Regions from separate parts of the Mus musculus genome. Here region 2 is linked to region 1. The links are chromatin loops, found by intact Hi-C in ENCODE. Cell type or tissue: left cerebral cortex. All regions are shown on one strand. Each heading gives the region's core, and the rest is flanking DNA. Links, peaks and the distances in the headings are about the cores only.

Evidence for each region. Peaks named below come from ENCODE experiments on the same cell type or tissue, not always from the same donor. Only the 100,000 strongest peaks of a DNase experiment are listed, where the experiment ranks them.
Region 2: a loop joins it to region 1, with 2.4 times the contacts of the local background. A loop is called at or near these places in 8 of 42 quality-filtered maps.

What each region holds. Positions count from the first base shown.
Region 1 is chr11:5,175,301-5,190,297 of GRCm38, reverse strand. It overlaps the pseudogene Gm18478. Among named protein-coding and RNA genes, the nearest start is that of Emid1, 31 kb to the right of the region's middle. In left cerebral cortex, for the core only: a CTCF peak has its summit at 8,264; a DNase peak (open chromatin) is centred at 8,260.
Region 2 is chr11:5,237,814-5,252,810 of GRCm38, reverse strand. It overlaps Kremen1 (kringle containing transmembrane protein 1), which reads left to right. Exons shown (of 9, transcript NM_032396.3): 2 at 8,874-9,036; 3 at 14,309-14,400. Gm25142 (a small nuclear RNA gene) reads right to left here and starts at 961; the gene lies at 855-961. In left cerebral cortex, for the core only: a CTCF peak has its summit at 8,480; DNase peaks (open chromatin) are centred at 7,795, 8,276 and 8,805; H3K4me3 peaks cover 913 bases; H3K27ac peaks cover 1,808 bases.

The DNA.
Region 1 (14,997 bases), core at 3,280-11,279:
TGGCTATTTGGCTACAAAGACTTCCAGCCCCTGGTGTGTCACGGGACAGAAGAGTGAGGCACACAACGAGGACGTATGTGCAGCAGGCAACCCAGAGGCATCTCCAGATTCTACCCCCTCCCCGACTTCGTCCTACTGGGGACACTGCTTCCATCCTTGTGTCCACACCACGAAAGGCCAGTTCTGTTTATCTTTCTGAGCTTTCCTGTTTTCCTAGAACTGCTGTCCTTCCATGATGGAGAATATCTGTACCGGCAGAAAGTGAGAGCAGATGAAGAGGCTTTGCTGGTAGATTTCAGACAACACTGCAGCGACAGAAAAATAAATAAATGAGTCGAGAATGTGCAACTGCCCTGCCCAGAGAACCCATTTGGGATTATCAGATGGCAGGAAGCAACCAGCAAGCCCGTTTGAATGGAGTTTGCAGCCACCTGACTTGACCTGCTGTGTTACACATCCCCACAGCCTCTGATCCATCACCAGGGTAGCTCCGGTCTCATCCTTTGTCCTGCAGTCAAAGGCTCTTCCCGTGCAGGGGAAAGGCTGGACAAAGGTGACCTTGTCTCCAAGCTTGAGAGTCACATGGCCATGTCCCCTCTCCCAAGTGGGCCATGTGTGTTGAAACTGTAGGCAGACTCTGGGGCTCAGAGAACTGAGATGCCTTTGTTCCTCCGTGGCAGCGTTGGGTCCCTACGGGGTTATGTTTTTGATCAGCTGAAGGGGACACTTTGGGAATAGGATATGTCAGTTTCCAGGGCAGTAGCACTTGCCTGCAGCTACAAGTCTTGATTTCTGGTCTCCAGCTGCTCTTAAGCTCCTAGGCCCCCGCTGAATGGGCCTACACCTGCTACTGGGGGTGGACAGTGGATTGGACATGGAAGCCCATCTCTAGGACAGGCAGCTGCAAGGACGCTCTGGGAAATGAACCTGTCAGCTCTGTGGGGGCAGGGATGGGAAGTGAGGTTCAGTAGGAAGGACTTGAGAAGGAAAGGAGATTGGAGACCAAAGGTCCTCAGGAGAACACCGAAAGGTCTAAATTACACAGGGTTTTGCAGGAGCAAAGCTACAGAATCCTCGCTCATGGCCAGAATACAGCAGCTACCACCATTAACTCTGCCCACTAAACATAGCATGGTCCTGGGTGCTGGTCATGTGACATCTTAGGTGGTAGAAGCCGCCAGGGCTGTTCAGACCTGATTTAGCCAAATGCAGGAGCAGCTTTTTAAGAGCTTGTGTGAGCTGAGGGGAGAAGCTTCTGGATGTGCTGGTCTGATGGCAACAGTAGCCATAGCTACCATTCTCCAAGGTACTTACTGTGTGTCCAGTTTGATGGCAACAATAGCCATAGCTATGTTCTCCACTGTACTTACTGTGTGTCCAGTCTGCTGGTAACAGTAGCCATAGCTATCATTCTCCATGGTACTTACTGTGCATCCAGTGTCCTGTCGCACACTTCACAGACTACTGGATCTGCCTTATTTTCTTTGTTTGTTTGTTTGACATTTTATCACTGGCCAAGGTGACCTACAGCCTAGCGTCTTTCAGAGGCACCAAGGTTCTTAGGTCAAACCAGACAAAGCACACAAAACAAAAAATGTCCTTCAAGCCAAAGTCTCCAGCCACAAGAACATCATTTTCTGCTGACAAGTATCCCTTGAGGTCCGAGGTGTGATTCCAAAGATCATGCATCCTACCTCGGAATTGTAGAAGGGGGCTGTCATTTTTTTCTTAATCCTTATAGGAACTTTTTAAAGAGAAGTAAGCCTTTGCTTCCATGCTTATGTAAGGCTGACTGAGTTGGCTGCTTTGGGGAAGAGACTAAATGCACACAGCAGCAGCAGGAGCAGCAGTGGTAGCATCGGTCACAAGGCCAGATGAATCAGCTAAGAAGGCTTGGACCTTTTCAGCACGTGTCCTTGGTGTCAACAAAGCCAGGACCCAACTGCATCTATTGATGATAGAACATGGGCTTGAGGCAGTGATTGGGTAATCAGTGTGCAAGCACTAGCATTGGTGTGTACAGCTTCCAGGAAGCGAGTGCAGACTCTGCTCTGTGATGTCAACACTGCAGCAATAGATGCTGCCAGTGTCAAACACCCGATGGGTGATCAGCCCAAAAGAGAAAGGGGTGCCGGTTCCCTGGCTCCCACTTTGTTCGCCATCAGCAAGTCCCCGAGTGAACACAAGCCCACGTCTCTGGGTATGCCGCAGGTTTCTCTGGAGCTGCCTCGGTTTCCAGATGTTCCTGATGGTCTCGCACGTCACGGTGTTCTTACCCGTCAGCACCATAGCCTTGCCTTGAAGGGACATGTGGGTCTGCAGATCCTCCTGGATCCCAAGCTGTCTGCTTCCACACTGCAGCATTGTGAGTCGTTATCCAGGATGATGTTAAGGAAGGAGATGGACTTCCAGGTTGCCTTGTCTTCCTTTGGCAATGCCGTTAAACTCACAAAGGGTTTAAAGACAGTGTTACTTTAACGAGGATGCATGTCAAGAATCCTATAGGTTCTTAGTTGGAACAAAGCCCGAGCTGCCCAAGCAGATTAACATGAAAAACACATCAGTCTTCTTTACAGCAGCCAGCAATCTCAAGACGGGATCAAGCAGTGGAGGTCATGGCCAGGGTTCTGCATCCAGTCGAGGTCCACTAGCTCCAGAACTGGACACCTCCTCCTGAAGTACTTCTGCCTCTCAGCCCCAACAGAGGAGAGGAGTCCCGGACAGCTCGGCATCACAGATGTCTACAGACAGCCCATGAAGAGTGTGGACACATTTGCCTGAGACAATGAAGCAATCTAACCTAGACCCCTCCCTCAGTTGAGGACATGAACTCCTTTAAGAAACAGATGGGGGGCTGGGCTGCAGAGATAGCTTAGCAGTTAAGAGCACTGGTTTGCTCTTGCAGAGGACTTGGGCACGGACATCTGTAACTTTAGCTCCAAAACACACATGTGTACCCATGTGGTACACAACATACATGCAAACAAAACACCCCTATACACAAAGTGGGTTGATTTTTTTTCGTTTGTTTGTTTTGGTTTTTGGTTTTGTTTTGTTTTTTAAGAATCGTATGAATGTGTACAGCTCCTTTCCCACCCACAGGACTTTGCATGACAACCCTAGAGGGACAGACATGAGGAAGCCCTTCCATAGACTGTAGCCTTGTGATTTATCTCTTCAGTAAATCAAGACAAATGGGGTGACGGTGAGCATGGATACATCTGACAGACCATTCCCACTTGGGGCACAGCAAGCTTTTTACTAAGTAGCCAAATACTAAATATTTCATTATTTAATATATTTCAAAATTTCAAAGTAAGAAACATTATTTGGGGGGACACTGCCACAGTGCACATGTGGAGCTCCGAGGGCAGCTTGATGTACTCAGGTCTCTTCTTCCTCCTGTACATGGGTTCTGGGCATTGAATTTAGGTCATCGGGCTTTGGTGACAAATGCTTTTACTTGTTTTGTTCCACACAGCTTGGGTCAAAGGGCTGTGACTAGGGGAATCAAGGGAATGAAGACATGCAGATAAATGTATGAAAAAGAAAAGCTGGGGTCAGATGGACTGGACTGTCTGCTGGAGAAGCCAAGGCACCCCAGCAGCTCAGCATGTTTACAATACACATTTGAGCCGGAGGCAGGGTTATTGTATACAGCTGAACAGGAGGCAGGGATATTGTATACAGCTGAACGGGAGGCAGGGATATTGTATACAGCTGAACGGGAGGCAGGGATATTGTATACAGCTGAACGGGAGGCAGGGATATTGTATACAGCTGAACGGGAGGCAGGGATATTGTATACAGCTGAACGGGAGGCAGGGATATTGTATACAGCTGAACGGGAGGCAGGGATATTGTATACAGCTGAACGGGAGGCAGGGATATTGTATACAGCTGAACGGGAGGCAGGGATATTGTATACAGCTGAACGGGAGGCAGGGATATTGTATACAGCTGAACGGGAGGCAGGGATATTGTATACAGCTGAACGGGAGGCAGGGATATTGTATACAGCTGAACGGGAGGCAGGGATATTGTATACAGCTGAACGGGAGGCAGGGATATTGTATACAGCTGAACGGGAGGCAGGGATATTGTATACAGCTGAACAGGAGGCAGGGATATACACAGCTGAACAGGAGGTGAGGTTATTATATACAGCTGATCAAGAAGTGGAATTATTACACAGAACTAAATAAGGAGGCAGGGTTTATGATGTACAACTGAATGAGGAGGCAGATTTAGTTCATCTCTGTAGGAGCAGGCTCTGTAGGGGAGCTGGCTGCAGGCTGTAAGCAGCCGGGCAGAGAATGCTACGTAGACATTTTCTGTGCATATTGTCAACATTCACCCTTGACCTGAGGAAGGCTTTGGGTCCCTGTGAGCCTTCTTGCCGCAGAAGGCCTTCTACTCCATGGAGCTAAGGCACTGGGGTCCTTGGCATGGCCACGTGGATGTCAGCAACACCTAGTCACGCAGAATGTCGCTCACTTTCTGCACTCACCTACTGAGCCCACCCGGTGGCCGGTGTTCAGGAGTGTGCTTGTTTGGGGAGACAGGGTTTCTCTGTGTAGCCCTGGCTGTCCTCGAACTCACTCTGTAGACAAGGCTGGCCTCGAACTCACAGGCATCGGCCTGCCTCTGCCTCCTGGATGTTGTAATGAAAGACAAGCACCTCAGCGAGTAAAAGCGCTTGTCCCACACCTGACAGTCCTGGGAGCCACATGGGAAAAAGGGAGCAGCAGTCCCCACAGGCTGTCCTCTACCCACACAGACATAAGTTCCATGGTGTGCCCGTGCACCCCGCCCCCGTAAGTGTAATAACATTTTAAATGTAATAATAAGATGGCCACCAAAATTTCCACCAGCAAGATGACAAGCGGGTAAAAGTGCTTGCCACGCAAGCCTGGCACCTAATGTCAATATGCAGAACCCATGAACTCCCAAAACTTGTCCTCTGGCCTCCACATGCATGTGCATACGAGTGTGTGCGCGCTCGCGCGCGTGTGTGTGTGTGTGTGTGTGTGTGTGTATGTGTGTGTGTGTGTGTGTGCGTGTGTGCGCACGCGTGCGCACAGAACATTTTCAAAAAGAAACTTCAATTTTCCAAAACTTAGATGATATCATAAGCTACTGTGTTGACTTTTGCCCCCCAATAGTGAAGCACATGTGAGAGTCCTCCACCCAGGAGCCATGCAATAGCAGGCGCCTGCCCACACCCACAGGCCTTTGCTTGCTCGCAACCCTGCTGTTCACTACTTAATCCCTGCGGCAACTGCACGGATTAGGTCTTGTTTCTGTCCCCACTCAGATGGGAGAAACATGGCTCTGAGAGTTTAAATATCTCATCCATGAAGCACTAGAATCAGGCCTGACCCATCCTCCAGCCTGCTTGGTTTCCTGAGAGACAGCATGGCTGAGTCTGGGTTGTGGGAAATGGGAAGGAGCAATAGAGCGGGGAGCTGAGGGGACCCCCCCACCCCCAACACACACACACACACACACACACACACGCGCACACACACACACACACACACACACACACACACACACGCGCGCGCACACACACACACACACACGCACGCACGCACGCACACACACACACACACACACGCACGCACACACGCACTCGTGCCTTCCTGTGCATCCTGGCCCGAGAGAGCCCTAAGGAGAGAGGCTCTCCTCCCACAGTCTGCTCTGCCTCGGTCTCTCCTCAGGGGTCTGCCCAGCAGCTAGGGCAGCTGGCTCTTGGGGTTGTCTGTTCCCGCCCCACCCCCAGCTCCAAGCAGGAACCCAGACCCAGGACAGCTGGCCGCCCCACACTGTTTTCCAGAACCCAGGTTCTTTTAATTATAACCAGTTTGCCATCCTCAGCAATTCTTTGTTTCCCTCTTCTAATACCCGTGAGTTGGACTCCGCCCCCAGAGCCTCCCAGCCAAGCCCTGGGTTAAAATCATTTCCTTCCCACGCAGAGACCCCTCCAGTCTGTTAGTCTGTTAGTGGGTGAGGCACGGCGGGATTAACCACAGGGCCCTCTCCATTTTTGGTTATTTGCTAAGGCTGGGACTCTCCCTCCCAGAAACTCTCCTAGTCTGAGTCTATGACTGGGGACAAAGCAGAGCTGAAGAGTGCAGGACATGGGCTTGATGTCACACCTTGTGCGTGTAACATTAGCCAAATCACCTTCTTCTGCCAGGGAAACCAGGGATTTCCTACCAGAGACACATGACTGCGGACCTAGACTCGAGGGTCTGCTGCTACCGCTGGTTCCCAGACTCCAGTCAAGTGACCTTCTCTTCCAGCCCCTGAGCGCCTCCCACCCCCACGCCACTGCCCATGTGGTAAATTGGTTGAGCACAGCCTCATGTGGTGCACCAGAAATCCCTACATTTGGGAGGCTGAGAAAAGACGTGAGTTCAATCCCAGATTACGCCCTGTTAGTCAATGGAATACCTCATATTTAACTTGGCCGCTGCAGGCAATACCTGTGCTTTTTCTTTTTCTGATTTTGTTTGTTTGTTTGTTTGTTTGTTTGTTTGTTTGAGACAGGGTTTCTCTGTGTGGTCTGGTTGTCCTGGAACTCACTCTCTAGACCAGGCTGGCCTTGAACTCAAAGATTTGCCTGTTTCTGTCTCCCTCCTAAGTGCTGGGATCAAAGGTGTGCACCAACACACCCAGTCTTTTAAAAGTTTCATGTGCACTGGTGTCTTGCCTGCGTGCATGTCTGTGTGAAGAACTGGAATTTTATAGACAGTTCATGTAATGTACTGGTTTCCCCTCCGGGTGCTGGGAATTGAACCTGGGTCATCTAGGAAGAACAGCCCTTGCTCCTTTCTAACTGCTGAGCCATCTCTCCAGCCCTGGCCTCTGTATTCTTAATACAGATAGATTTTAGCAGTAACTAAGGATCGAAGACAGGAGGGGACCTGTTGTCGTAATGGATACATGGCCCATAGTCCCTATTCTTGTGGTTTGATTGATTTTTTTATTTTTTTAAAAAAGGGATCTCATCCAGATGAGACTGGCTTTGAACTTGCGATGTAGTCGAGGTTGGCCTTGAACCTGATTCTCTCCTATTTCCATCTCCTGAGTTCTGGGATTACAGATTTGTGCCTCCATGCCCAGCCATCAGTCCCTATTCTGCAAATAAGAGCTGAGTCACAAACCAGACTTCATGGGACTTTAGGTGATCTTGTTCTGGGGCAGGGGAAGGGAGGGGGCTGGCCTTGTATCGGATGACAAGATGACAAGCCAACAACACGTCCATAAGGGCAGTGTGCTTCTGAGAAAAGAACTGACCTGGTTCCTGTCAGTGACTGCTTTCCCCTCAGTGCATTCAATACATGCTGTGTGTGTGTGTGTGTGTGTGTGTGTGTGTTGGGCAGGAATGCCATGCTGTGTGTGTGTGTGTGTGTGTGTGTGTGTGTGTTGGGCAGGAATGCCATGCTGTGTGTGTGTGTGTGTGTGTGTGTGTGTGTGTGTGTGAGAGACAATCAGAGGACAACTTGCATGTGTTGGTTTTCTATTTCACAAGGTGGTTCCTAGAGTTAGAATTCAAGTTGTCCGATTGGCAGCAATCTCCTTTACCTGCTGAGCCATCTCGGTGGCCCTCTCCACTGCACCCGGGGCTGGCCAGCAAGCCAGGCCTTCCTGCCTCTGCCTCCTCAGGCCTGGGCTGCTGGTGTGAGCAGGTGTCTGGCTTTCTTACATGGGTGTGGATCTGGAACTCGGGTCTTTATGCTTGCTCAACAAGCACTTTCCCAGTTGAGCCAAACCCTCAGGCCCACAGCCCCACGGAGTGTCTCCTGCCTGCCATCTCAGGGCTTAATCTACCTTGCTGCTCCTGTTCCTTCAGAGAATTGCATTATCATTTGCTTCAGTTAAGGCAGTGGTTCCCAACCTTCCCAGTGCTGCGACCCTTTAATACAGTTTCCCATGTTGTGGTGACTCCCCAACCGTAAAATTGTTTTCATTACTACTTCATAGCTGCTGTTACTGTGATGAATCTTAGTGTAAATATTTTTGGAGCTGGACGGTTTGCCAAAGGGGTCTCGACCCACAGGTTGAGAACCACTTAATTAAGGGCCCAACCACAGAAAAACTTGAATGACCTTCATCTCCTTCAAGGCCCCAGGTGGGCAAACAGACGGGGTGAAGCACCTGGCCCAGCTGGCAGCCATGCTCAAGACCTGCAAGGCGCTGGCAGCCTCCACCCTGCAGAAGCCCTCGCCTCTGCAGCCTTGCTCACCAGCGCCTCCCTGTGGTGAGATCTGAGATTGTGCGGAAATGAAAGCTCGACTCGAGCTTCCAGGTAACCTGCATCCTCCGTTGAAGTCTTGGCCTCCAGGTCCTAAGCCTGGACATTGACTTTGCCCTTCTCCTTCTCAGGATGACAGAACCTCTCACACTTGGAGGTCATTTTCCGTTGCTCTGACCTTATTGTTGTGGTGTATTCGCCCGAGAAGACTGCTCTGGTCTCTAAGTCAAAAGAAAGCCAGCCTGCGACTACACTGGGTGTTTGGGATCCCAGTGTAATCTGGAGCTTTTCTCAGCTGAGCTTTTATGCACAAAAACAAACAAACAAGCAAACAACCATGACCTGGGTTGACATACTTCAGTTAACAAGAACAGTTAGCCATACGTGGAACTTCAGAAGCCATAAAATAAGGTTAGTACTGTTAGAGACCTTCCCAGAACTAAGGGCTTTGATGGATTTGATCTTTGTTTATGTTTGGGTTTTGTTTGTTTGTTTGTTTGTTTGTTTCTTGAGAAAGCGTCTCTCTGTATATAGCCCTGGCTGTCCTGGAACTCACTCTGTAGACCAGGCTGGCTTTGAACTCACACACTCACAGAGCTCAGCCTGACTCTGCCTCCTGAGTGCTGAGAGTAAAGCATGCGCCATCACTGCCCAGCTGGATCAGGTCTTTGTTTTGGTGTTGGCAGGTGGTGCTGTCTGCATGCTGAGTCTTCCAGCCAGAATGGCACTTCCATCATGGAGTCAGCTGTGTTACAGTCTGGGACCTGTTACACTATAAGACTTATCACCGTCCCCTCACACTGCCCACGGGTTTATCAGTTCGTGTCTCTGTAACAAATAGCCAACAGAAACAAGGGGGGAAGAGTCTTTCCTTCATGGTTTCTGAAGTCCAGTTCCTTACACTGAAGAAGGCACAGTGGGGAGTTGTGGTTACAGAGGCGAGGACAGGAAAGGGTTCATTTAGAATGAGGCTTGGAGCCAGAGCAGGTTTTGAAGAGCACTCTTGCTGCCCATCAGAGAGCTCAGCCCATCAGCAAGAGCATGATCGTCCATGCCTCATCTGTGTTGCTGACACAGGTATCAGGACCTCTACAGGAAGAAATCACATTACATAACAGTCTTATGTCTTCCATATTTCTTCAGTTTTGTCTCTTAAAAACATTTATATTTGTGTGTGTGTGAGAGAGAGAGACTTTGTGCGTTTTTGTACACTGAATGCATGCACACAGCCAGAAGAGGGTGTCAGGTCCCTGGAAACTGGTGGTACAGGTGGTTGTGAGCCACCATGCGGGTACTAGGACCTGAATCCTCTATGAGTGCAGCCAGTGCTCTCTCAACTGATTCGTCATCTCTCCAGCACCATTGTCTTATTTATTATTGTGTGTGTGTGTGTGTGTGTGTGTGTGTGTGTGTGTGGTGGGGTGCTGGGGTGGCAGGTATGTGCATGTAAGTGTATGTATCTTCTGGAGGTGGACTTAGAGGTGGTTGTAAGCCATCCAATATGGGAGGGTGCTCAGCAAGTGCAGTTACTCCTACCTGCTGAGCCTCCCTCAGCCCCTTTAAAGAAGGCCTTGTTAGGCTGCCCAAGTTAAAGAGTGCACACGTGCATGACTGTGTGTGTATAGGCACTAAAGCCCCAGCTAGGCTGTCAGTGAGCACCTCTGGAGGGGCATGAGGAGGAAGGGGATTGGGGAGCACCAATGGAGGGGCAGGAGGAGCACGGGAGCATTCCCACTTTATTTGATGTGTTTATATGTGGCTCAAGTAGTTTGCATTTATGAACTACATGTGCCATTTTGAAAATACAATGACATTGATCTTTAAAAAGGATGGGAGGCACAAGAAAGCAAGGGCAATCTAAGTGTCCCCGTCATTCAGAAGAAAGCAGCCATGTGTGTTTCCAGAGCACCAAGGAGAATATGTGCCCTGCTTGGACAAGTCACCTGGAGGTGTTCCAAAGCTACTGGTCTGGACCCATTTTGCGGTCCTGCATTACTTATGCCACTGTCCTGCCTCACCCCAAGTCACCCCCAGAGACACCTGCTGAGACAAACAAAGCTTGTCCCCAAAGCCAGCAGAATGTTCAGTTACTAGACCAAAAGTCCTTTTCTTTGAAAACTACAAAATAAACATCTCCAGCCCCATCCTTCCTCCCCATGTGCTGGCAGTCCAAGTTTATGTCTTTGGAAAGAGAAAGGAGAACAAGAAAAGAGAGGGGGGAAAAAAGAGCTCCAGCAAGCTCCCCTGTCCTCCCAAGCAGATGGCACCAAGTCAGTAATGAACTCTCCACATTTGGGACGTTTGATCTACCAGTGGGTCTGCAGCAAGCGGGAAAGCTGCTGAGGGAGGCTTCAAGGCCACGGGATGCTCTCTGGAAGGATGCTGGCAGCGTCTTTTAAATTGAATCAGGCTCTAGGGACCTATCGCCAGAAAGCTTCCCACACCAACCCTCGAGGCGCAAACACAAGAGTGCAGGGCTGACTTGCAGCCTTGATGGTTTGTTAACACCTGAGGGACTGTTTCTGGCTAAGCAGGACAAGTATACGATTTCATTTAACCCTGAGGGGCAGCAGTCACAGTCAGGCCTTCTCTGGGGTGTAACCAGGGACTGAGAAGGCCAGCTGTCATCAAATGCACCCTGACTATGAAATTCTGTCACCAAAGGCTCAGCCTTCTCTCTCTCTCTCTCTCTCTCTCTCTCTCTCTCTCTACCTGGGACTGAGCCCAGAGAGCGGAATTTGTTCCTAAGCGTCCATGTTTGGCAGTTTTTTGTCTCTGTAACAAATATTTGAGGATAAACATTGAATCAAGGCTTTGTGGGGCTTGGAGATTTGGAAGTTTGGCCTGTGGTCAGTCAGCCCTGCTCTGCTCTGGGCCTGTGCAGTGCATCCCAGTGAGAGCTTGTGTTAAGGAAAAACCTGCTCACCTTTTGGCCAGGCAGCAAGAGAAGAAAAGGGGTCAGGTTTGCAACAAATCCCCTTCAAGGACACACCCCAAATGACATAAAGACCTTCCAAGAGGACCTACCCTTTAAAGGTACCACCACCTCTCAATAGCAACAAACGGGGAAGCCACGCCTTCCACACATGGCTTTGGGAGGCATTGCAGACCTAAACTGTCAGTTTAACTGTGGCTTTGCCTCCATGGTCAGTGTCATCTCCACAGAGGCTGCTAGAAAGAACCAGACTAGAAAGATGGGGGTGAGAAAAGGGGTTCCACCTGTGCTATGGGGGAGCCACCATCCATGGTGGGTGAAAACTTTCCAGTCTGCTGCTACAGAGTCACACATACTCCTGTAGGCAAGCCTTCACTCATGCTCTGGTCATGTGTGAGCCTTGATGAAACCAAACTCTAGTTTGATATTGCGTTCTTAGAAGAGGGAGGGAGGGAGGAAAGGAAAGGAGGGAGGGAGGGAGGAAGGGATTTACATCTCCCCAGGGAAGAAATTCTCATTGTTCCAACCACAACACAAAGTAGCAGACAGTGAGTGCCCCAGCAAGGGACAGAGGGATGCTCGCTAACCCTGAGACCAGCCAGGCAGGAACCTAGCTTTACAAGAAAAAAAGGGGACTGGCCGGGGCGTGGTGGCGCACGCCTTTAATCCCAGCACTCGGAGGCAGAGGCAGCCGGATTTCTGAGTTCCAGGACAGCCAGGGCTATACAGAGAAACCCTGTCTAGATAAAAAAGAAAAAAAAAAAAAAAAAGAGGGAACTGGGAAGTGGGGGCAGGGGGGGATGCAAACCTATGGACCGGGAGCTCTTAGGGAGCGAGGACTTGGGGCTGCAGCTCATAGGGCTGGCCGTCCCAGGTATATGGCGTTTGCAGGGTCCTGTGCTCCTGATTTGGCTCTGGCTGTTGGCCTCCTGAGAGTCTTCATTATTTTTCCAAGAAGAGACTCTATATTTTCATTTTGCACTGTGGTGCCCACAAATTATAGTCAGTCCTGAGTCCAGAGACTCTGCTGCTGAGGCTAAACACTTTGCCCATCTATGTCTAGCACATACTACATAGATATTTGTGTGCACACCAAACATGTGTATACCCACCATACGTGCATATAGTCCCCGGTACCAGCATACCCTTTCAGACTTCTCCCTCCAAGACCTTTTTAATGATTTATTTATTTACTTCTTTGTGCACTGGTGTTTTGCCTGTATGTATATCTGTTTGAGGGTGTCAGATCCCCTGGAACTGGAGTTATAGGCAGTTGTGAGCTGCCCTGTAAGTGCTGGGAACTGAACCTGGGTCCTCTGGAAGAGCAGCCAGTGCTCTTAACCATCTCCCAGCTCCTACATGGTTCATTTTACCTATAAATATTTACTGAACATCATATGACTGATATGATAGGATATATGATAGTGTTGATGGCAAGGAATACTGGGACAGACAATGGCCTCTGCTTTGTGGAGCCTGAGGCCATGTACCCTGGCCAGGCTGGCCTTCTGGAAGTTACCTGTCTCCTTGTACCAGCTGTAGGCCACTGAGCGCGGAGGACTCCCGCCTGACCTGGCACCTAGCTCAGTTCACCAGAAGCCTACCCAGGGCGTTGGCCATTGGCTCGGTTGGGAATATTCTAGAGGATCCAGTGAGTCTTAGGCGACACAGAAGTTATAGACGCCCATCCTTTCTCAGCCGTGATGAGATGAACCTTTCAGAGATCAAGAGACCACGATCAAAGGGTTTTTATGTCAGTCTTTCCTTCCTGCCTCAGGCTGTGGTAAGCGGCTGTGATGCGCACATCCTGCTTCCTGCCTCTGCTGGCAGCCAGAATCTCTTCTTTAGGGTTGTTTTTTTTTTTTTAAACCACACTAGAGATCATGCCAGGGCCAAGGCAAGAGCTCTACCCTAGCACGTGTTTGTTTGTTTGTTTGTTTGTTTGTGAGGTAGCCTCAAACTCTCCACCTTCTATCTCAGCCTCCAGTATGCTGTGCTTAGAAGTCTGCACACTCAGAGACTCAGAGACTCTGCAGCGCTCAGCCTGAGCCTGGGGCCTTGGGGTGCTCTACCATCGAAGAGTCCCAGGCCTATTCCAGTGTAAACTCACGGGCCTCCAGCCTCAGTGGAATTTCCTAGTGGAATTGCTGTCTTTGTCACCAGTTTGACTCAGCAGCCAGATTTTAAGCCCCGGCCATTGAAAACTCTGCAGTAACGTACCTCAGCTGGTCTTAGGCACTGCCCAGAAAGTATGGCCGACAAAACAGCCCAGCTGTTTGAACAAAAGAAGCTGGTGACATCAGAGTGCCAGGTGGAGCTGCCTTCTCCTCAGACTGAAAGCATGTTCTCATGACGGCCTGTCACAGCTACCCCCTCACTTGAGGCAGGACTGAGTTATGCCCTTCTGGTCTCGGGGACCTGTGAGGTGAATTCTGCTCTGTTTCTCAACAAAACAGCATACAAGTCTACAGAATCGACTCAGTGGGTGTGTGCCTAGGTCCACACAGCATGAGGACCCGAGTTCAGATCTCCAGCATCCAGGTTAAAAAGCCAGGTGTGGTGGCGTGTACCTGCAGTCTAAGTGCTGGGACAACACTGGCCAGCCAGCTTAGCCAAATCAGTACCTCTGAGTTCAGTGAGAGACCCTGCTCAAAAACTAAGGTGCAGAGTGGGTAAGGGAGACACTTGACTTCAACCACTGGCCTACACAGACAGACAGACAGACAGGCAGAGACAGACACACAGACATACAGAGACAGAAAGAGATAGACAGATACACACAGACAGACACACAGATACACAATATACACAGACACACGACAGACACATAGAGAGTAAGTCAGAAAGACAGACACATACAGAAACATAGACACACAAGACACACACAGACACACAGAGACAGAGACAGAAAGACAGACAGATATACAGACAGACAGACAGACAGACAGACAGACACACAAACCACAACAAGAAACCACAAAAACCCAGAAAGTATGGGTTTCTGAACACAGTGACAGGTGGCTGGAGGGCTCCCCATGGGCGCTGGCCCTGACTCCCATGTGATTCAGCCCTGGAAGGCCATGGGAAGCCATGAGTGCTCTGTGTGGATCTGTGGCCACAGTTGTCTAATACCGTGGTTGGGATCTGTCACTGAGTGATGTCAAAGGTTCTAGGCTCAGGGTAGACTCTGGCTTTCCCAGAACCAGCAGCTATGTTGGTCTGCTGTTTCTTAGTCTTTGAAACTCTGTCACTCCTGAGAGAATTCATAGTATAGATTTAAGCATCCCTGGAGTCTCTCGCTGGACACCACCTCAGCTGTCACATCTTTGGTTATGTCAGTCAAGGGCCTTTGGCACTGGGAGCTGCCTATGCACCCAGCTCCTTCAAGGATGCCAGGTGGAGCCTGCTCCTGCTGTGAAGGCCTCAGGCCTTTCAGAGGACACACTGGGACTCGGAGGAGGACCACATTTGTACACCAGGTCTGAAAGAGTCTTTCTGATCACATGAGTTCCTGAATAACAGGTCCAAGTGACTGCACATCTTGGTTACACTCCAGAAAGACTGCCACTGCTGTCACAGCTAGAGATGGCCCACCTTCATGTCACAGGCATCCATATATACCCTGAGCAAGCACCCCACCTCGACCACTGCTTCCAGGATAGATGGCTCATGCCTCATGGGGGCTGGTGCTGGACATGTGTAACGGGCACCTCTTTGGTCCTTTGGCTCCAGTTGGCCCACAGACACAGGGTGTTAGCCAGGGTGTGATGCTGTGGTGGCCACATGAGGAAAATGATGG
Region 2 (14,997 bases), core at 3,884-11,883, 62 kb before region 1:
CTGGAGTGGAGGGTGAGGGTGGCTGTGCTTCGCTTGTAGTTTGTGTGCGGAGCTTTGAGATGGTGCTCACGTATGGCAAGTCTTCTACTCACTGTATAGCTGAGGAAGACCTTGAACTCCTGACCCTGTCTTCCAAGTGTTGATTACAGATGCACACCACCAAGTTATTTTTGAGTCAAGGTCTCACTCTGTAGCCTACACTAGCCTTAACCACATGACTCATCTTCCAGAATTCCATGTGTGGGCCTGCTTGCCTAACATACGCATGTTGCTTTAGCTTTTCCTCGGGAAACACGAACAATGCCTGTTTTCCCAGGTAGGACACCAGGAACAGCTTTGTCAAGCCCAGCTTGGAGAACGAGTGAGTTTATTGGGCATATACAGGAGTATGGTGACCCCAAAAGATCTGAGCTACAGGACAGTCCATTCCAGCCATGTCCCCTCTCAAAGCTGTACAGTTAACCTTCTACCTCTTATATATTCCTGTGTTTCCCCCAGAGCAAGTCTATCAGGGCTGGAATTATGTGTAGTTCTTCTGCCAAGGATGTCAACAGGCCCGACTGTGTGAGGGTCTCTTGCAGGTAGTCACAGCTGCTCTGATTAAGGTCATAGCAGTCATATCATACTCAGAGGACAGTGCATCACAACAGTGGAGTAAGCTGAGCTGCATCTCCAAAAGCAAAACAGAAGGTAAAATGCTCAGGAAGCTCGCTGGCCTGACTGGTCCAGTGTCCGTGCACTGGAACCTGTGACCCGTTTACGCTTCTGACAGGAGGATACCACTGTCTGTCGTGGTCCAGCCCTGCCGCAGCTCACCTTCTGACTTTCTGAGGGTTGGGTTTTGTTTTGTTTTTTTAAATATGGAATGCTTCACAAATTTGCGTGTCATCCTTGTGCAGGGGCCATGCTAATCTTCTCTGTATCGTTCCGATTTTAGTATATGTGCTGCCAAAGCGAACACTGTTTTGTTTTTTAATAGTAAACTGAGATACTGTCTAGAAAGCAGAATTCGGAGCTTGAAAATGTTATGTTTACTGTTTCCTTATGTGAAAACTTTTTTCGTGTGAAATCCGATGTTAATATAGGACAGGCTTTTTATAGATAAATACCTCAAGTAATAGTATACCATGGTGCTCATATATTACATGGATAATTAAATGGTTCATGCCATCAGTCAGGCCCACGCAGGACACTGTTGCTTCCATGTAACATGGGTAAGTGAATGTACCGTGTCATCAGAGAACCATGACAGAATAAATCCTCTTGGTTTTGACAGTTAAGTCCCTCAAGGAGCTTTGTTAATGAAATGTGTTAGGGCTCTGCAGAGCAGCCTACTTCTAACTGCCCTTCTTAAAGTAAGGCTTGTTTAATCTCTGTGTATGTTAGGATCTTCAGTGCAGCTAAGTTAGTGCAGAAACAGCCTGGGCTGAGGATGTAGCTGAAGCGCAAGGTCCCATCCTCAGCCCACGGCAAAGAAAAGCACAAGCAAAGCCCCAGCTGTCGTGTGTGTATGGGGAGGCGAGCTCTGATTCCCAGTACCCTGAATACGTGACTCTGAGCCCGACCCTTTTGGGAGTCACATATCAGATATCCTGCACATCAGATATTTATGTTATGATTCATAACAGTAGCAACATTACAGTTATAAAGTAGCAATGGATAATTTTATGGTTGGGGTCACCACAACATAAGGAACTGTATTAAAAGGTCACAGCATTAGGACAGTTGAGAAGCACTGCCTAAATGCTAAGTAGAAATCTCTTGTACACTGCTGCATATTCATGGTGGCTGCTCCTGGCAAAAAACATGTGTTCACAGCAACACCCATAGCGTGTTTCCCAGGGGGCCCTGCCCGAGTGGGAGGGAAGCATGCTCCAGATGAGAGCCAGATGTGGGAGAGTGCCACCCCACCTCCCCACTACTTTGACAACTCAGATTTTTAAAGGCTTTATTTTTTTATTCCTTTATTTTTAGTTAGGGTAGTAGCCCTGACTATCCGAGAATCCTCCTGCCTCTGCCTCCCTAGTGCGTGCAATTGTGATAGTGTACTGCTATTCCAGCGACATTTTAGGAAAAAATACAATCACATTTTAGTAGTTGTGTGTGTGTGTGTGTGTGTGTGTGTGTGTGTGTGTGTATAAACTTGAGTTGTAAGTATTGGCTTCAATCACCCTTACCAGCTGAGCCATTTTGCCAGTCCTCAGGGTTTTTGTTTTTGTTTTTGATTTTGGGTTTTTTTGGGTTTTTCAAGACGGGGTTTCTCTGTGTTACCCTGACTGTCCTGGAATTCATTCTGTAGACCAGGCTGTCCTCAAACCTCTGCCTCCCGAGTCCTGGGGTTAAAGGCATGCCCCCACCCCAACTTGGTTTCATTTAAAAATTTTTGTTTTATAATAAGACCTCTCTCTATGACAACTTCCAAATTTAACCCTCTGCTCACTGTAGGCTGTTTTTCTTGTTTTTCTTGTTTTTTTGTTTTTTGTTTTTTTTTTTTTACATAATTCAGTATTTCATTTCTTATAAAGAAGACGATTTTAGAGAGTCAAATAGAATTCAAACTAAACTTCCACAAGTATATATGCTTAGGCCAGTGTTGGCATCTCAAGAGGGTGAGGCAGAAGAGAGTTTGAGGAGAGCCTCGGCTACATAGTGAGTTCCAGGTCAGCCAGGACTACACAATGAGACCCTGTCTCTTAAACCAACAAAAATGTAAATTCACTTAAAATAGCGTTGGGAAGCATGGTCTTTTCTTTCTTTACTGTGATATTGTATGTGTAAGTACACATGCTGGCGATTCAGCCATATATGCTCAGAGGTGCTCCATGACTGAGCCTTGCCTCAGGTCCCTGCTATGGCTTTAAGAACACTGCCTCCTTAAGTGAAAAGGATGCTCTGTACAGTGTTCTAATAGGAAAGCTACTGATGCTTCAGACGTTACAGTGCTTGTTTATGTGCTTAGTCCACTTTGGGTAGAAGTGCAGCTTGTCACTTTGCAAAGTTACTAAGAACATAACACATGCACAATCATCTGGAACTTAGATGGATGCAGACTTGGCTAGTTGAGTTTATTATGGTTCTTAACGAGAAGCTAAGGGGTAGTTATTACAAAACAGTATGCTAGTTTTAGAATAAACTCCATTTTTATTATGGAAATTGAGAAATGCACAAAAATAATCTAGGAAAGCCACAAATACCTATTGCCTAGGACCAGGGTTCCCAACTGTGGCTGCTGTTATTTCATTCTCCACCCTCCATATCATGCCATCTCATCTGTAAATGGTTCAGTCCTTACCTCTAAGTGAGAAGTATTATAAGCCTGCTCATGGAAGTTCATTTGTGTCCCAGTACTCTGAAGAGGGAGACAGGAGGATTGCCACAAGTTAAAACCAGCTAAGACCCTGTCTCAAAAACAAAGAGATTTTAATATAGATTTAAATATAGATATTAGAAGATAACATTTTAAAGTGCAACAATGTATCCAAAGGGTCCTTAGGCGGCTGGAGAGTTGCCTCAATGAATGCCATTTACCTGTTCTGACCCAGATACAGAGACAGTAAGCTTCTGTTACCCCTGCCTGCCTGCCTGCCTTCCTTCTTTCTTTCTCTTCTTTCATTTGTTTTTGTTTGTTTGAGACAGAGTCTTGCTATATGGCACTGCTGGATCTGGAACTCAGAATATAGCCTAAGCTCGCCCCAAATTCACCGCAATCCTCCTGCCTCTGCTTCTGAGTGTCTAATGCCCTCACTTCTTGTCTGTTTCCCCACTGCATATTTTATGTTAAAGATGTGGTTTCCTCTGAGCAGAAGGAAGGCCTAAGTGGCACAAGGAAAGGACCTCACAGAGGCAAGTATCATGCTTGTCCGTGTGACCTTAGACTTCTTACCTGCAGTAGAGAGGCATGAAGGATAGCAGGATTTTAAGCCTGGAGGAGAATTTAAGCCCCAAGTCTTTTCTAGTCAAGTCACCCAGGCTTTTGGATCTTAGTTCTGTTTCCTTAAATCTTGGGAGTGTAGCTATTTTGAGTTGAACGTAAAGGGGTCTCAGAACCTTCTGCGCCAAACCCTATCCCTGCACACTCCCCTGCCCATCAGGGAGGAGCAGCCCCACCTGGCCCCTCTGTTTCGTAGCATTGACCACTCACTGTTTATTATGAGCCTGTGTTCCCCATTGACGTGGAAACAACAAGAATCCACTGTCCATTTGCCACAGCTCCGGGCAGTGGTGAGGGCTGAATAAATGTTGAATTAACTCATGAATGGTGGTGGAGACATTAGGTTTCTTGCCTTCACTCATTTTCTTTTACTGAAATGTGAACACACAAGGCATCACGGGATTTCCTTTGTTGTTTGAGCCTCTCCTTGTTTATCTAGACAAAGCTTATGTGAATTTCATAGCAGTAGAAAGGGAGGCAGGGGCCTCATTACCTCATCCACACCCTGATGAAGACAGGACCTCAACACTCTGTGTTTCTTGTCTTTTCCTCATCACTAGGCAAGCTTGGTTTAAAAAAAAAAAAAGAAAGAAAGAAAAGAAAAAAAGAAAAAGAAAATCTTTAAAATTTAATATGCTTATTAAGAGTAGATCCAAGAAACCTGCCTGAGTGGACTACCACACTGTGGTTTTAATGCTTAAGAGATAGGGTTTAGTGCTTAGGAAGGTCAGGAGTTTGAGGCCCGTCTCAGCTGCATAATTAAATTAGTTCTAGGCAAGCCTGAGCTATAAGAGATCCTGTCTCAAAAAGCTTTAAAAAGAGTAGATCAGAGAAGAACAAGCTGAGCCAGAAAGGCTTCATGGCCTCGTTTCTGCTGTGAGATGACATTTCAGTCCCATTTGTGACACATCCTTTTTATTTTTTTTTTAATATTTTTATTAGATATTTTCTTTATTTACATTTCAAATGTTATCCCCTTTCCTAGTTTCCCCTCTGAAAATCTCCTATCCCCTCCCCCTGCTCCCCAACCTACCCACTCCCATTCCCAGTCCTGGCATTCCCCTATACTGGGGCATAGAGCCTTCACAGGACCAAGGGCCTCTCCTCCCATTCATTGATGACTGACTAAGCCATCCTCTGCTACATATGCAACTAGAGCCACAAGTTCCACCATATGTTTTCTTTCATTTGTGGTTTAGTTCCAAGGAGCTCTGGGGGTACTGGTTAGTTCATATTGATGTTCCTTTATGGGGCTTCAGACCCCCTTCAGCTCCTTGGATACTTTCTCTAGCTTCTTCATTGGGGACCGTGTGCTCCGTCCAATGGATAGCTGTGAGCATCCACTTCTGTATTTGCCAGGAACTGGCAAAAGGCCCTCAGGAGACAGCTGTATCAGGCTCCTGTCAGCAGGCTCTTGTTGGCATCTGCCATAGTGTCTGGGTTTGGGGTTGTTTATGGGATGGATTCCCAAGTGGGGCAGTCTCTAGATGGTCCTTCCTTCAGTCTCTGCTCCAAACTTTGTCTCTGTAACTCCTTCCATGGGTATTTTGTTCCCCCTTCTAAGAAGGATTCTGAGCTTCTGGGCTAATATCCACTTATCAGCAAGTACATATCATGTGTGTTCTTTTGTGATTGGGTTACCTCACTCAAGATGATATCCTCCAGATCCATCCATTTGCCTAAGAATTTCATAAATTCATTGTTTTTAATACTGAGTAGTGGCATAGCCTTCTGAGTTACAAATAAAATCATCCGAATTTGTGGGAACTTGACCCATAGGTTACTATGTATTGCTGAGGCCATTGGTTGTGAAAGCCTGTTTTGATGGCTTGTGAGTCATTCGCCTTTTTCGTTCGCTTGCTTGCTTGCTTGTTTGAGGCAGGGTCTCACACAACCCAGGCCAGACTTTAACTGACTTTGTAGCCAAGAATGACCTAGACCCAAGGAGGGTCATTGTTCTGACTCCTCTGCCTCCATCTCCCAAGTGCTGGGATCCCAGGTGAGTGCCACCATGCCCTGAGCCACTTGTTTTTGTTATGGTGGTTTGGTTTGGTTGGTCTTGTTGTTAGGTTGTGGAGTTTTGTTTTTAGATTTGTTTTTCTTTTTATTTGTATGTGTCTGTGTGTGAGTATATGCCAAATGTGTGCTGCAGAGGCCAGAAAGGGCTTGGGGCTCTGGTGCAGGAATTACAGGCAGTTGTGAGCTGCCCAATTTGGATGCTAGAAGCCAATCTCAGGTCCTCTTTTTTTGTTTTTTTGTTTTTTCAACAGGGTTTCTCTGTGTAGCCCTGGCTGTCCTGGAACTCACTCTGTAGACTAGGCTGGCCTCGAACTCAGAAATCCACCTGCCTCTGCCTCCCAAGTGCTGGGATTAAAGACGTGTGCCACCACTGCCTGTCACAGTTAATCTTAACAGTTTAGCCATCTCTCCAGTGCCCCCTCCTTCTTTTTAAGATGTATTGTTTTTATTGTCTATATTTAAAGTAGGCAACATAATGTGTTTTTTGTTTGTTTTTGTTTTGAGACAGGTTTTCACTATAGAGCTCTGACTAACCTGGAATGTTCTATGTAAACCTGTATTAAACTCTCAGAAGTTCAACTTTGACAGCTAGCTTCAAACTCTTCTATCTGCTACTGCCTGAGAAGTGCTGGGATTAAAAGTGTACACCATCATACCCAGCTCTGCAATATAATGTTTTGTTTGGTGCATAAGATTAGATAGGGCAAAACTATCTTAACATAGCAATTACAATTGTAGCAGTTGACAGAGGTTGGTGTGATAGTCTTAGAATCAGCCACTCCGTGCAGCCTTTGCTCTAGCCTCTTAGGACCCACGGTGCAGATACTTGTTTGTGTGTCATTGAACATCCTTCATATGCTCTGGTCATCCTTAGACCATTTAGAACACCCAAACTATTACAATGTGTGAATAGCTGTCAGCTCATACCATTCAGGGGGTGATGTCTAGGAAGATGCCAGTGTGTGTGTGCAGTTGGCTGACCCTGTGTTCAGTGTGTGCATCCTGGATTTAGGGCTGTGTATGTATGTGTGTATGATAGTGAGTACTGTGGACAGATGAAGGGGGCAGGGGTGGGCAGAGATGGGAAGGGGATTCTGAGGGGCAATGTTTATCTTGCAACTGGAAATATTAGAGGAAGAACATTTGGGCAGGAAATGGAAAAGTATGTTCCCAGGATTAAGAGCAGACCAGCGTGGCTTGACCGCGATGAGTAACTAGGGGCAGAGCCAGGCTTCCAGCCCAGAGGCTCTCAGACGCCCATAGGACAAACCTTAGAGTTCTGGGGGGGGGGGGGGCTGTAGAGCAGAAGAGGAAAGGGAGCCCTGAACTGCTCTCTCGCGGTCAGTGGGTCCAAAACAGAGGTGAAGGAGAGGAAGGGTGCTTCCACTGGAGTCCTGGGTGTGGTCGAGTGCTCTGGCTGCCTCCTGGGTAAAGAGGAGTGTGCTAAATCAGTATGGCTGGCATACATGTGAACACTGTAAACTGATGTGCCTGATGTTGACTTGACCAAGGCCGCAGAGCCTGTCAGCAGCAATCAAACAACAAGCCAACACTGAGCCTTTAGTTGGTATCTGCCAATCTATGCTGAGTCGATGTGCCCAGTTATCTTTGAGCTTTTTCTTAATGTAGACCCCTAGTAGACAATCCTCTTGGTAATTGAGGACTCACACTTACTAACTAGTATTGCACCAGGCATGGTAAGTTGCTATGGTTTCCTGTCTCCTAGAATTCTAGATTAGTTGAGCTGTCCATAAACGGTGCCATTCCAGACCAAACACAGAGAGCAGCTGGTAGGAGGAAGGCGTGACTGGAAGAGAGCCGCTTTGTGGACGGTTTCTCTAAGCAGTCAGATGGCTTTCAGGATAGAGCTGTGTTCCTGTTGTCCACATGCCTATTAGTCTAGAGCAGGCACATGCACTTTCCAGCGGGAGACTACACCACGTCCTTATTACCGGAAGTTATAGGTCACTGTGAGCTAGGAGAAGGAAAGAGGGAGAGCTGAGCATGTTGGTGTGACTCCCCAGACTGTCAGGGTCCCAGTGATACATCTTAGAGAAGTGTTTGAAGTGCTTCTATCTGTCAGTTTTAACTAAGCTAATTTTAAAAAATCGCTCTTTGTACTCCGCCTTTCCCATGAACCTCTGTGAGTTTAATGCATACAAGATGTGGGAAGCCTGTCAGCCTCAGCCCCACCCCCAGTCTGAGAAGTGGATTTTAGAAGTACATGATTGCACCTGCAAGGACTGTCATTTCATAAAATGGGACCTGAGACCATTTTGACACATTTTCTAGGAAAGCACTTCAGGGGGAGGTGAGAGAAAGTGCCACCCCCGTCCTCCGTTGCCCCTGTTTTCTTGCACGTCAGACTGCGCAGGGAGGACTGACTGTTCCTCATTCCCAGGGAGTGTGAGTCATCCCCGATTTGTGTGATTGGGATTCCAAAGCGTTGCTGTGTCCGATGCTTATTAAATCCAAGTGGCCTCGCAGCCTTTCCGACTGTAGGGGAGCTCTCAGTTACAGCTGCTGCCCTGGTTCTAGTTACCGCAGGGAGATGCTGGCGAGCGCAGGGGCCCCCTCGGAGGGCCCCCAAAGTCCACGCGCATGGCTGTTAGCAACTATCTAGATTTGAAGGTTTCCTGGCTCACGTCGTGGACTTCAGCACACCAGCTCTGTGATTATCTCTTCACTGGGACCTGCACACTTCAAGGGGAAATGTCCCAGTGCCCCAACAAGCTGGTGCCAAGAGTGCCAGTGTTACAGGGCACCTTTTTGCAGATTCAGTCAGCCCAGCAGGCCGCCCAAGATCTAGCAAAACATGATCCATTTCTAGCTTGATCCAAACAAAACAAATAAAACATTCACCAGAGAGGGAGGAAACTATAAATGTTGCCAGAAAATGAGTATGCTGTTCTCCTCCTTCCAGAGTGCTTCACAGCCAACGGTGCAGATTACAGGGGAACACAGAGCTGGACAGCGCTGCAAGGTGGGAAGCCATGTCTGTTCTGGAACGAGACTTTCCAGCATCCGTACAACACGCTGAAGTACCCCAACGGGGAAGGAGGACTGGGCGAGCACAATTATTGCAGGTAAGATGGGGCCATAGCGCTTCAAGATGATCTCTCATCTCCTCTTCCAGCCTTTCGCACAACTGGAATGCTTGCTTACCTCCTGTTGGCCAACTCAGAGAACCATATCATTGTTTGTTTGTTTGTTTGTTTGTGTTTGTTTGTTTGTTTGTTTTTGTTTTTTTGGTTTTTTTTTTTTTTGAGACAGGGTTCTCTGTGTATCTCTGGCTGTCCTGGAACTCACTCTGTAGACCAGGCTGGCCTCGAACTCAGAAATCCACCTGCCTCTGCCTCCCAAGTGCTGAGAATAAAGGCGTGCGCCACCACTGCCCGGCCATATCAGTTTTTAAGATGAACTAATCCGAGCCAGAGAGATGGCTCAACAGTTAAGAGCACTTAGCACTCTTCCAGAGGACCCAGGTTCAGTTGCCAGCACCCACATGGGAGCTCAGAACATCTGTAACTCCGGTTCTGGGGTATCAGACACCTTCTTCTGACCTCTCCAGACACTGCACATGGTACACAGATAAACATACAGTGAAGCACGCACAAGAAATAAAAGTAAATAAAAATGAATTCATGTCTTTTTTTTCTCTCTTCCTCTCTCATTTTTCTCCACCTTAGTTTGCTTTATGCTGGCATTCACAGCAGTGCCTTCTCTGGTCACTCTCTTGTCTCTTTGGGAGGATTTTTTCAGGTGATCCTCCCACCAGTGGGCATTTCATGGGCATCAAAGCTGCTGCTACTGATATTCAGACCATCTGGGACCCATGTTCCTTAGGCTGTACCAGAACTCCTGGATTCGAGTAGCTCTCCTCATAAGCATATCAAGCGCTGGACTACAGACGTGGCCACTGTTTGGCTCCCCAGAAAGCCCTAACCTAGCTCTGTGGTCTTCAGATGTAGAGTTAGGATTTTCTGTGGAAGGTGAGCCGCAGCTTTGATCAGGTTCTCGGTTTTCTCCGATTAAAGACAAGGTGAGAATCACTGGCGGCCAGTGAGATGGCCAGTGGTTTACAGTTGGCACCCCAAGAACCCAGGTGAATGCTGGACTGCCCTGAGAGCCCACTGCCGTGCTAGTGCTCAGAAGGCAAAGGTGAAATTCCAGGAGCTGGCTGCCTAGCTAGCCATATTGGCTAGCCTGAGTTCAGTGAGAGACACTGTCCCAATGAATAATGTGGAGATTGATGGAGAAAGCCTCCAAAGTCAACCTCACATCCTCACACATACATAAACACACATTTGAACACACATACATATATGCGTGCATGTGTTCATGTGTGTGTGTGTGTAGCAGGCAGAAAGATAAAAATAGAAATATAAGTATATAGAAGCCAGAGCAAAAATTCCAAGCACTTTTGTTTATACCTCTAAGTTACTTACACCCAAGATCATGATGACTCAGGGGTCAGCAATGCGGTGAATTTACACATTCTTAGGACAGGTGTGCAGCTGCCTCTTGAGCCATTAGGACAAGGAAGGGTTATTCCAGAGCCCTCCTCCCAGTTCCATGCTCCGATTCTGGTTTGTTGGTGCACGAAACGTCTAACCGTTGGCACTGTTGACTCAGCTGAGCCACCCCATCTGTTTCTGCACTGTGTGGACCACTCTGTTTACCGTCTAGCCCCCACACGCCCATGCTAAACACACTAGTCCTTGCGGTTGGCTGGTTTGTCCTTCCCTTTAGCTCTTTAGGTCTGTCCTCACTTGCGTCAACTGATTGACTGTACCTCATTGCTGTAGTTTTTCATTTGTTTTTGTAAAAGCACTAAAAGTTTGTTCCAAGTCAGGCATGGCTGTGTGCATTCTGTGATCTCAGCACTTGTAGGGCTATGGCAAGATCAAGAGTCCAAACACATCCTTGGCTCCATGTGAGCTCGAGGCCCACTGGGCTGTATACATTCCCACCTCAAAAGTCTAAACCAAAACTGAGTGAAAGCTTTCTGTAGTGTTGGTTAGTCCTCCTGCTGCCTGTCTCTCCTGGAACCCTGCCTGGTATTATGTGTGACGTCTTTCCACTTTGCTGTCATTTGTATTTTTTAAAGATGTATTTTATTATTTTAGATTATGTGTATATGTAGGGAGGGTCAGTATACAATTGCAGGTGCCACAGATAACAGGTGCCCCAGATACCAGATTCCTTATAATTGGAGTTACAAGTAGCTGTGAGCCGCCCAGTGGGATTCTGGGAACTGGACTCCCGGTGCACCAGAAGAGCAGTGCACACTCTTGACCACTGAGCCATCCCTCTAGTCCCTGTCCTTTGTAGTTGATTGCTAGGCTTACTTATGCTCATTAACCAAGTCTTCATTTATTTTCAAAGTTGTGCATATTAGTATTTTGTATAAATAAAAATTTGTGCCGGGTGGTGATGGCGCACGCCTTTAATCCCAGCACTCGGGAGGCAGAGGCAGGCGGATTTCTGAGTTCGAGGCCAGCCTGGTCTACAGAGTGAGTTCCAGGACAGCCAGGGCTACACAGAGAAACCCTGTCTCGAAATCCCCCCCCCCAAAAAACCCCAAATTTGTAGGCTGCTGAGATGGTTTAGTGGGCAGAGGTGCTTGCTGCAAAGCCTGATGACCTGAGTTCAATCCCCTGCACCCGGATGGCAGAACGGAAGGGTCAACGCTACAGCTCTCTGTGCCCTGGCACGTGCTCCCTACACATGCGTGCGTATACTTGCATACACATAAGTAAACGGTGAAGTGCTCACCCAAAGATCCTGCTTTAATCCGCATCTCCCACATTAATAAAAGCGCTGAGTGGTTGCGTGCTTACAATCCCCACACTGGGGAGGCGGAGACAGGCAGATTCCTGGGGTACCTGGCCTGCCACGAGGGAAGTTTCAGGCCAGTGATAGATACCTGTTTCAAAATAGAAGAGGTGAATTGCACCTAAAGAATGACACCCAAGTTTGACCTTTAGTCTCTAAATGCACACTCATGCACAAGTATATACATGAACATACACACACATACAAGAACATGGACTCACAAGAACATGGATGTGCATACATGAGCATGCACACATGCATGAGCACACGGTCATGAACATGCACATACACTTCTCAGCACAGTTGCTCCATTTCTGCCCCATTACCCTCCTCTAGTCTTTCTAGTCCTAAGAATGGCTGGCCTGGGAAGGGCACTTAGAGAAAGGGGTAGGGTCTTTGGTATTGTCTGCTGGCTTTTCTACATGAGTGCCTATGTCTACTCTACTCACAGGCTCTAAGGAGTGCACCCTTAGCATTCCAGGGCTGTACCAGAGGGCTGGGAGGACCTTCCCCTTAACTCCTTGGGCTATAGCCCTCTAACTTGATGGAATGTACCAGACCTGAATTTCCAGTTTATACTTCAAAAGAGAGCAAGGCGAGTCTGTTGATGATATCACCTCAGAGCCCAGGCCTTTTGCTCTAGTTCTGCAGAGAAGTAAGGATAGGCTTGCCTGCTCTTTATTAAGCTATTCGGATGCTTTTAGAATGGCTTTGACATTGATAATAAACACTTGTTGTCTAGGGGTTTTATCCAATACTACATCAAAGCTGAACTCAGAACAGAGGGAGGAAGAAGACGGTGACATACTGTTTAAAGAAGGGCTTTGTACAAGCCCTGCCACTTTGATTTCTCAGCTGACATCTGACACCGTGTTTGCCTTGTACAACTTCTCAGATCTGTCACATCTGAGATGTCTACATGCTATCGAGTGATGGGAACCGGCTTCTCCCTGCTAGACCTAAAGTATCTGGATTAGACGGAGAGGCAGAGCCCAGGAGAGCAGAGTTGTCCCTGCACCTGCCTTAGGGCACAGAAGAGAAAGGCTCTGTAGTCCTGGGGAGGCTTATCTCTCAGCCACACAATGGGCTTGTCTGCTCAGGCCCAGGAGCAGGCTGCAAAGCTGGGGCTGGGGAGGGGGTGTCCTTGTGCCCATTTCCTGCCTAACTGGAGTGTCAGGTTTCCAGTATTCTGAGTCTAAATAAAGGGGGCTTGGGAAGGGGTGAAGCGAGGCCGGCTTCTCTGTAGCAACCCCTGTCATTTGCTGAACTGCTCACCAGTGAAGCAGTTTTACTATCTGGAATGTCTCTGCACCGAAACAGCCTTGAAGGTCATTTACTCCAAGCTGTTCTCACTTGGGAATGCTTTAAAAAACATGATTGTCATGGCTGTCTGAGAAGCCTCTGTGGGATCTCTCTGGGGATGAAGGATCGCTTCTGTCTGTGAGTTAGCCAGCATAGACTGAGTTTGTGTTATGTGAATTTACTTAGCTGTTTGGAAACTATACTTGGGATATTCATTATTGAAAGAGGAAGAAAGTAAAACCACGAAAGAATCCCCCACCTCCAGAAAACCCTAAGATGCCAAAGTCTTATCCCCTAGAAGTAAGCATGTTTACAATTTGAGATGAAGCCGGATGTGGTGGCTCGCATTTTAATCCAGGCACTCAGGTGTAAAAGAATTCAATCCGTTTGTTCTCCTAGCTCCTGTTCCCTGAATGACGACTTTGAGACCAGTTATATATTATTAAATAAATGCCTAGGCCCTAAGCGTTGGCTCATCCCTGGCTAGCTCGTAACTTATCTGACCATTCAAGTTCTGTCTTCCACACGGTCAGTTACCTTCAGCCCCTGTCTGCCTCTCCCTCTGTGTCTCCCTCAGCGTCTCTCAGTGTCTCTCTCGGCATCTTTCTCCAATCTCTCTCTTTTTTCTCCTTCTTCTTTTCTTCTCTCACTATTTCCCAAAATCCTCTTCTTCCTGCCAGTGTCCCATGTCCTGTTTCCTGCCTCAGCTCATTGGCCGTTGGCTTTTTTATTGACCAGTGATGCTTCTAAAAGATTCTCTTTATACTCAGGAGGCAGAGGCAGGCAGAGGCCACCATGGTCTACATAGTGAGTTGCAGGACAGCCAGGACTACACAGAGAAACACTTTCAAATAACACAAAAAGCAACCATTTTTTTTTTTGAGATTACATCCTTCCCTAAATAGTATACCTTTTCCAAACTCGGACAATTGTACTATATGTGATTTTATTGTTTAGTTTGTTTGTTTGCTTGAGACAGAGTCCTGCTATGTAGCCCAAGCTGGCCTAGAGCTTGTAGCAACCCTCCAGCCTTAGCTTCTTGGGTGCTGAAGTTACAGGTCTGAGCCACTATGGCCAGCTGATGTTTTCCTCCCTGAAGAGCGATAATATTAAAATGACCAGTTATTAGAAATGATAGGGAACTCAAGGCTGTACACTGAATGGACTAGGTGACTAGAAGCCCAAGCAGTGTCACTGATGTGTCTTTATTCCCAACAGAAATCCAGATGGAGACGTGAGCCCTTGGTGCTACGTGGCCGAGCATGAGGACGGAGTCTACTGGAAGTACTGTGAAATTCCTGCCTGCCAGAGTAAGGCTGACTGCCATCTGGGGCCTGAGTACTGAGCCCCTGGCCTGTAGGCTTCCACTTTTTTATTGAGGTTCTTAAGAACTAGAAATACCCATTTAACCAGGAGGTGGTGATACACTCCTTTAATCCCAGCACTCAGGAGCCAGAGACAGGCAGATCTCTGTGAGTTCAAGGCCAGCCTGGTCTACAGAGTGAGTTCCAGGACAGCCAAGACACACAGAGAAACCCTGTCTCAAAACAACAACAACAAAAACCAAAAGAAGAATTTCCATATTTGGTATTATTTGGTATTATTATTCCAATGTCTCTGGAAAATAATAGTAGATCACTGGTTAGCTACCACCCATAGCTCTTTAATTCACAGTGCTATGATTCACACCAGCTAGTGTGTTTTTAACGATGATTCATGACTCAGTCTCTCCAGCCTTTTGTGTTTACATATGTGAGTATTCATATGTATGAGGGTATGTGTATGTGCATATGCATATACGTGCTTGCATGAGTGGAAGCCAGAGGTCAACCCTGGGTGTTGTTCCTCGGGAGCCATCCACCTTGTTTTCTGAGACTGGCTCTCTCACTGGAACCTGGGACTGATGG